Linked DNA regions of Homo sapiens: region 1 is linked to region 2. Evidence: chromatin contacts called from ENCODE Hi-C or POLR2A ChIA-PET data. All regions are on one chromosome and are shown on one strand. The core of a region is the stretch at or near the end of the contact, and the rest is flanking DNA. Distances in the headings are between cores, read along the strand shown. Region 1 holds the start of C1GALT1C1 (C1GALT1 specific chaperone 1). Region 2 holds the start of RNF113A (ring finger protein 113A).

The links. A loop is a pair of places that touch in the nucleus more often than their neighbours do. ChIA-PET counts read pairs that join two places held with the same protein, here RNA polymerase II (POLR2A). Pooled maps may share reads with other maps.
Region 1: a map of CD8-positive, alpha-beta T cell shows a loop between it and region 2 (10-fold over the local background). The contact joins the promoter of C1GALT1C1 here to the promoter of RNF113A in region 2. A Hi-C loop is called at or near these places in 1 of 168 maps with a recorded cell type or tissue (CD8-positive, alpha-beta T cell) and 5 of 50 pooled maps. POLR2A ChIA-PET finds 5 or more read pairs at or near these places in 2 of 52 experiments (Caco-2 and GM12878).

The regions. Positions count from the first base shown.
Region 1 is chrX:120,628,434-120,631,929 of GRCh38, reverse strand. C1GALT1C1 (C1GALT1 specific chaperone 1) reads left to right here and starts at 1,876. Exons shown (of 2, transcript NM_001011551.3): 1 at 1,876-2,013. RefSeq lists a silencer at 1,639-1,908 and an enhancer at 1,568-2,495.
Region 2 is chrX:119,869,542-119,873,463 of GRCh38, reverse strand. RNF113A (ring finger protein 113A) reads left to right here and starts at 1,731. Exons shown (of 1, transcript NM_006978.3): 1 at 1,731-2,989. The coding sequence starts at 1,851. The coding sequence ends at 2,882. It overlaps NDUFA1 (NADH:ubiquinone oxidoreductase subunit A1), which reads right to left and starts at 1,632. Exons shown (of 3, transcript NM_004541.4): 1 at 1,451-1,632; 2 at 71-160. The coding sequence starts at 1,552. RefSeq lists an enhancer at 1,309-2,018.

The DNA of each region.
Region 1 (3,496 bases), core at 627-3,126, 760 kb before region 2:
AGGATGGTCTCGATCTCCTGACCTCGTGATCCGCCCGCCTCGGAGTCTCGCTCTTTCGCCCAGGCCAGACTGCAGTGGCGCTATCTCGGCTCACTGCAAGCTCCGCCTCCCGGGTTCACGGCATTCTCCTGCCTCAGCCTCCCGAGTAGCTGGGACTACAGGCGCATGCCACCGCGCCCGGCTAATTTTTTGTATTTTTAGTAGAGACAGGGTTTCACCGTGTTAGCCAGGATGGTCTTGATCTCCTGACCTCAGGTGATCCACCTGCCTCGGCCTCCCACAGTTTTGGGATTACAGGCGTGAGCCACTGCGCCTGGCCAAAAATGAATTTTAAAAGACAGATCGGTGGCTCACACCTGTAATCCCAGCACTGTGGAAGGCCGAGGCGGGTGGAACACCTGAGGTCAGGAGTTCGAGACCAGCCTGGCCAACACGGCGAAACCCCGTCTCTACTAAAAAAAAAAATAATAATAACCAGACGTGGTGGCGCACACCTGTAATCCTAGCCACTAGGGAGGCTGAGGCAGGAGAATCACTTGAACCCGGGAGGCAGAGGCTGCAGTGAACCGAGATCCCGCCATTGCACTCCAGCCTGGGCAAAAAGAACGAAACTCGGTCTCAAAAAAAAAAAAAAAAAAAAGAGACACATCAAATATTTCGTGGAAAGAGAGCTCTGCACTCTTAATTAGAAGACCTGGGGGCCGTGCGCAGTGGCTCAAGCCTGTAATCCCAGCACTTTGGGAGGCCGAGGCGGGTGGATCACCTGAGGTCAGGAATTCAAGACCAGCCTGGCCAACCCCGTCTCTACTAATAATACAAAAATTAGCCGGGCGTGGTGGCGGGCGTCTGTAATCCCAGCTGCTAGGGAGGCTGAGGTAGAAGAATCGCTTGAACCCGGGAGGCAGAGGTTGCAGTGAGCCGAGATCGTGCCATTGCACTCCAGCCTGGGCAACAAGAGTGAAACTCCGTCTCAAAAAAAAAAAAAAAAGAGACCTGGATTCCAGTCCCACCTCTGCCATTAACTTGCTGTGTGGACTTTTGAAATTTCCTTATCCTTTTTAGGCCTGGTTCCTCAGCTGTAGTTCTAATATTCATTAATTCCACTAATATTTACTGTCCACTGCGTGCTGGCACTGTGGTTAAGTACTAGAAATACTGGGGTGAATAATAACAGCCAGTACTTTTTAGTAAATGCTTACTCTAGGCTTGAAATTTTGCTAAGGGAGTCATATGCACTATCTCATCTAATTTTCTATGAAATAGGCACTACTGTGACATTTTCTGTACTTTACAAATGAGGGAACTGAGGCACAGCGAGGTGAAATAACTTTCCTGGGATATCAAAAGGTGTGGTGAAGACAGGATTGGATTCCAGGCAGTGGGGCTTCAGATCTCATTCCAGTAATAATAGGAAACCGTTGGTGTCATAATTACGTGACTATTTCAGTGGCTTGCGTTTTGGTCTCAGCCCAGGAGTACTGGGGGGGTGGGCAATATGAGGGTTCAAGGACGCAGGGGTACATCAGAGAAACCATCAAGAGGTCTGATAAAAAGCGACACCGGGAGCAAGAATCTCTCGCTCTCGCAATTTCCATGCCAGGAAGGTGAAATGGGAGGTGTCAGCGAGTCGTACGCACGGCCTCTTCTCTGGACGCCCGTTGGGTAAAGGAGAGCGTCCGGGTCACGCAGGCCTATAGCAAGTCTCTGAACTCGGCAGGGGGCGGGGAGAAAGGGCACGCAGTGTGCGCGCAGCGGGCGCGCCGGCCCTTCCGACGCCTGCGCGGGCGGGCAAACGGACGGCTCCGCCCAGCCGCCGGCTCCTTTACCCCGCCCCACTACCCCCGCCTTCGCGGCGCTCGTTTCCTGGCGCTCCCCACCTTTAGCGAGACCAACGAGAGAACACCGCCTGCAGCTAGAACAGCCTGGTCAGGAGCGTAACGGAGTGGTGCGCCAACGTGAGAGGAAACCCGTGCGCGGCTGCGCTTTCCTGTCCCCAAGCCGTTCTAGACGCGGGTGAGTGGCGGGGCCTCGACCCCCACCCCAAGCGCACCCTGACTCCCCTCCCTCTCTTGGGGGAGGCCTGGGCCCCAGCCCTCTCCCAGCATGCTCCACGCGGGATGCTTGGGCAGGTGCAGCGGGAGGATTGTCAGCACAGGAGACCGAGAGTCTTCTTCCTGGGGGCGCTCTCTTGGTCCCTCAGAGGGATATCGAGGTTACCATGTCCTCCCTCTCACTTCTCTTCCCTATTTCGTCTTCGTTTTCCGTACTTCACCCCAACTACCTTCACCCAAAAAGGTTCATCTAAAAACCATTGGGGTAGTTTCTGTTTCATTTGTGCTCGTGTGCAGTTTTGTTTCCTTCTGCACAAAGTATCCTATCATATGCATCCCTAGTGTTATATTTTTTGCCTCTGTGATGGGGAAAAAATCTCCTTAGAATAATTTTTGCAAATTATTTTATTTAAAATGTGTAGACTTACTGAGTTTTGATCACTATTTTTGCAGCCAGGAGTAGGATCACCATCAGGAAGAATTCTGACACATATGCCATAATTGAGCAAAGAAACATGTGAATTATGTATTGGCCAGAAATAATGAAAACTGCGTGACATGAAATACAAAAATCCTATATAAATTAATCTTAGAGTGCACCTGACAATTCTTTTTCTTTTTTCTTTCTTTCTTTCTTTTTTTTTTTTGAAACAGAGTCTCGCTCTTGTTGCCCAGGCCGGAGTGCTGTGGTGCGATCTTGGCTCACTGCCTGCAACCTCCGCCTCCCGGGTTCAAGCAATTCTCCTGCCTCAGCCTCCTGAGTAGCTGGGATTACAGTCATATGCCACCATGCCCGGCTAATTTTTGTATTTTTAGTCGAGACAGGGTCTCACCATGTTGGCCAGGCTGGTCTTGAACTCCCTACCTCAGGTGATCCACCTGCCTCGGCCTCCCAAAGTGCTGGGATTACAGGCGTGAGCCACCGCACACAGCCGACAATTCTAATATTATGCCGAGCTTGTTTTCTGTCACTTCTCTTCTTGGAACTGTGTTTATTGACCAAGTTCTGTGAGTGACACAGGAAAGTCTTCCTGCCTCTTGCCCCACCCACCGCTCAGAAATTACATCTGCCAAGCTATTCCACACCTTGTCTTTCTGGTAGAAGTCAAAATTCCATTTCCTCTAGCAGAAAACCACAGGAGTGGTTTCCTTGTAGCAATATGGTGCTGTTGGGTGCAAAATATCAGTTATGGTCAACAGATCCCACTTTTTTCCCATTTGTATGAAAACAAGGATATTCAGTAACCCATTTATTAAACTCTAATGTGGTAGAAGCACTATGGCAATTATTCTTCTGTAATGGAAAAAAACCATTAAACTGATATTGAGAAATGTGGTTTCTAGTCCACTTATACCACTGTCTAACTGTGTGACTGAGTCAGTTATTTAACCTCTGTGGACTTCCATTTCCTCTCTGTAAAATGAGAGAAGTGACTGACATTGGG
Region 2 (3,922 bases), core at 482-2,981:
ACCCTTGGCAAGGCATTACCAGAACCCACCTCAACCCTGGCAAAAGGCTGGCATCAGAGTGGCATCTTACCTTTGACACATAGTAACGATCAACTCCAGAGATGCGCCTATCTCTTTCCATCAGACTCCAGTGATACCCAAAATGAGCAACCCTTTTTTCCTTCAAATAAGAGACAATTATTGTTGCAGTTTATAAAAGTGAGTGACCCAATTGATAGATACTACAATTTTTAAAAGGGACATTCCAGAGAAATGGAATCATCGTTTAAATAAAAATGCAAATTAGTAGTACAAAGAACAGAATCTCCTAAATAAAATCAGACCACTAAACTTTAGGATTAAGTTGGTACCTGTGACTTTTTACACTATTTTAACCAACATGAATTTTTTTTCCTTTTTTTTTAAAAAAAAAAAAAAAGAAATATCTAGTTGTTGTCTTTTGGGACACTAAGAAACAACAGCTGTAGATCACACGTGAAGAACAATAACAAAATCAAAAAGTAAATAAATTTATATCCTGTACTCTTGAGATGATGTGAAGGACTAGGAAGAGGGGAAAATGAATCCTGATGTAAAAAAACAAGATCTCGCAGTAAATTCCTAAAGGCTTGCAAGAGAAAGTGGGGAATAAAAAAGTCAAGGGTGGCCGGTCGCGGCGGCTCACGCCTGTAATCCCAGCACTTTGGGAGATCAAGGCGGGTGGATCAACCGAGGTCAGAAGTTCGAGACCAGCCTCGCCAACATGATGAAACCCCGCCTCTACAAAAAAAAAAAAAAAGCCAGGCGTGGTCCCGGCTACTCGGGAGGCTGAAGCAGGAAAATTTCTTTCTTTATTTATTTTTTTTTGAGACGGAGTTTCGCTCTTGTTGCCCAGGCTGGAGTGCAGTGGCGCGATCTCGGCTCATCGCAACCTCCGCCTCCTGGGTTCAAGTGATTCTCCTGCCTCAGCCTCCCGAGTAGCTGGGATTACAGGCATGCGCCACCACGCCCAGCTAATTTTGTATTTTTAGGAGAGACGGGGTTTCTCCATGTTGGTCAGGCTGGTATCGAACTCCCGACCTCAGGTGATCCGCTCGCCTCGGTCTCCCAAAGTGCTGGGATTACAGGCGTGATCCACCGCGCCCAACCAGGAGAATCTCTTGAACCCAGAAGGCGGAGGTTGCAGTGAGCGATTCTCAGGCTTGAGCCACCTTTTCTAATCTACCTTCCCGGCCCCCGCGTCGCTACTCTGCCCTAAGGCCCACTCTGATACACCCAGAAACGCTGTTTTTCACTAGAGCAGGATGTAGTTTCTATCGGGCTTCGTTTCGCAAGCCTCGGCTTCTAGGCAACCGGAAGCAAGTAGAGGGCCGACCTCGGAGAGAGGGTTCGCAGGCTGACGGTCTCCCTGCCCACCACCCTTTTCGGAAATCAGCCCGTGGAGTCGGCCCCCGGGCCGAAGCCGGCTTACCTTGCCCCCGTTAGTGAACCTGTGGATGTACGCAGTAGCCAGTCCTGGAATCAACAAGCACACGCCCATGACGGAGAGTCCGGGGAGAATCTCGAACCACATCTCTGCCCCGTTACCTAGGCCAAAACCCTACTTCTGGGTCCTTGAAAGGTGACCTGGCTTCGCCTCTCTTCCCAGCAAGCCCCGCGGCCGCCCGCGAGCGGGGCGGTGCCACGTACGGCTCCGGAAGAAGCGACGGAATCTGCTAGGGCACAAGAGAGACGGGCGCTCGGGCTCTCGCAGTCCTCTTCCGTCAGTGTCTTTTGCTTCGACTCCCGGCGGAGCGCGCAACGTGGAGTGACGTGCAGGGGCCAAGTGCAACCCAGGCAGCCACGGCTGTTTCGGAGCTCAGGACTCTAAAATGGCAGAGCAGCTTTCTCCAGGAAAGGCGGTGGATCAGGTGTGCACCTTCCTTTTCAAAAAGCCTGGGCGGAAAGGGGCTGCTGGACGCAGAAAGCGCCCGGCCTGCGACCCAGAGCCCGGAGAAAGCGGCAGCAGTAGCGACGAAGGCTGCACTGTGGTTCGACCGGAAAAGAAGCGGGTGACCCACAATCCAATGATACAGAAGACCCGTGACAGTGGTAAACAGAAGGCGGCTTACGGCGACTTGAGCAGCGAAGAGGAAGAGGAAAATGAGCCCGAGAGTCTCGGCGTGGTTTATAAATCCACCCGTTCGGCGAAACCCGTGGGACCAGAGGATATGGGAGCGACAGCTGTCTATGAGCTGGACACAGAGAAAGAGCGCGATGCACAAGCCATCTTTGAGCGCAGCCAGAAGATCCAGGAGGAGCTGAGGGGCAAGGAGGATGACAAGATCTATCGGGGAATCAACAATTATCAGAAATACATGAAGCCCAAGGATACGTCTATGGGCAATGCCTCTTCCGGGATGGTGAGGAAGGGCCCCATCCGAGCGCCCGAGCATCTACGTGCCACCGTGCGCTGGGATTACCAGCCCGACATCTGTAAGGACTACAAAGAGACTGGCTTCTGCGGCTTCGGAGACAGCTGCAAATTCCTCCATGACCGTTCAGATTACAAGCATGGGTGGCAGATCGAACGTGAGCTTGATGAGGGTCGCTATGGTGTCTATGAGGATGAAAACTATGAAGTGGGAAGCGATGATGAGGAAATACCATTCAAGTGTTTCATCTGTCGCCAGAGCTTCCAAAACCCAGTTGTCACCAAGTGCAGGCATTATTTCTGCGAGAGCTGTGCACTGCAGCATTTCCGCACCACCCCGCGCTGCTATGTCTGTGACCAGCAGACCAATGGCGTCTTCAATCCAGCGAAAGAATTGATTGCTAAACTAGAGAAGCATCGAGCTACAGGAGAGGGTGGTGCTTCCGACTTGCCAGAAGACCCCGATGAGGATGCAATTCCCATTACTTAGGTTTCCCATAATTCTTAAATTTAAAAAATAAACGTTTTGTTCTTTTGGAAGTCTTACTTCGTGTCCTTCCTTTGTAGAGAAAGTGACAGAGCAGGCGGGTGGTGAAGTAGGGTCCTGGATTAAAAGCTTCAAGGTAGGTATAATCAGGATTTTTAGCCCTAGGATAACCATTTTGCCTGTGTTTCTTTTCAGAACACTTTGGCATAAATTATAGGGGTGGGAGTAGTTTGAGAAAAGAGCTATAATTTGCTCGAAGTAACCAAAGCCATGATGAAAGCAAGACCTCTGAGCCTGTTTATTATATCACATTTCTGTATCACTTAATAGTTTACAAAGTACTTTCATGCATTCTTTCTCTTGGGAGCCTGTACTACAAAATATACCCGAGCCAAGGTGTTGGGGAGAGGGGTTGTGTTTGGGGAACTGGTAGCTAGCACCACAGGCTTCACATATGGGAAATGTTCCTTGCTGTCTTGGTTATTTATTTATTTATTTGTTTTTGAGACGGAGTCTCGCTCTCTTGCCCAGGCTAGAGTGCAGTGGCGCGATCTCAGCTCACTGCAACCTCCGCCTCCCCGGTTCAAGCGATTCCCCTGCCTCAGCCTCCCGCGTAGCTGAGACTACAGGCGCATGCCACCACACCCGGCTATTTTTTTTTTTTTTTTTTGTATTTTTAGTAGAGACGGGGTTTCACCATACTAGCCAGGATGGTCTCGATCGCCTGGCCTCGTGATCCACCTGCCTTGGCCTCCCAAAGTGCTGGGATTACAGGTGTGAGCCACCGAGCCCGGCTCCCTTGCTGTCTTGGAAGCAGCTATAGTTAACCCCCACGTCCATGGGTGATAAAAGTATCTGTGCTCAGCTATCCAGTGTGACAGACACTAGCCCCAGGTGGCTATTGAGCACTTGAAATGTGTCTGACCACTGTATTGGACATTACTATTGTAGACAGAACTCGTGAACCTGCAGAGGTCAAAAACAATATTTTATCATCCATTACCTGAAACTATCTGTGTTCTCACAGTCTCTGTAATAGTGCT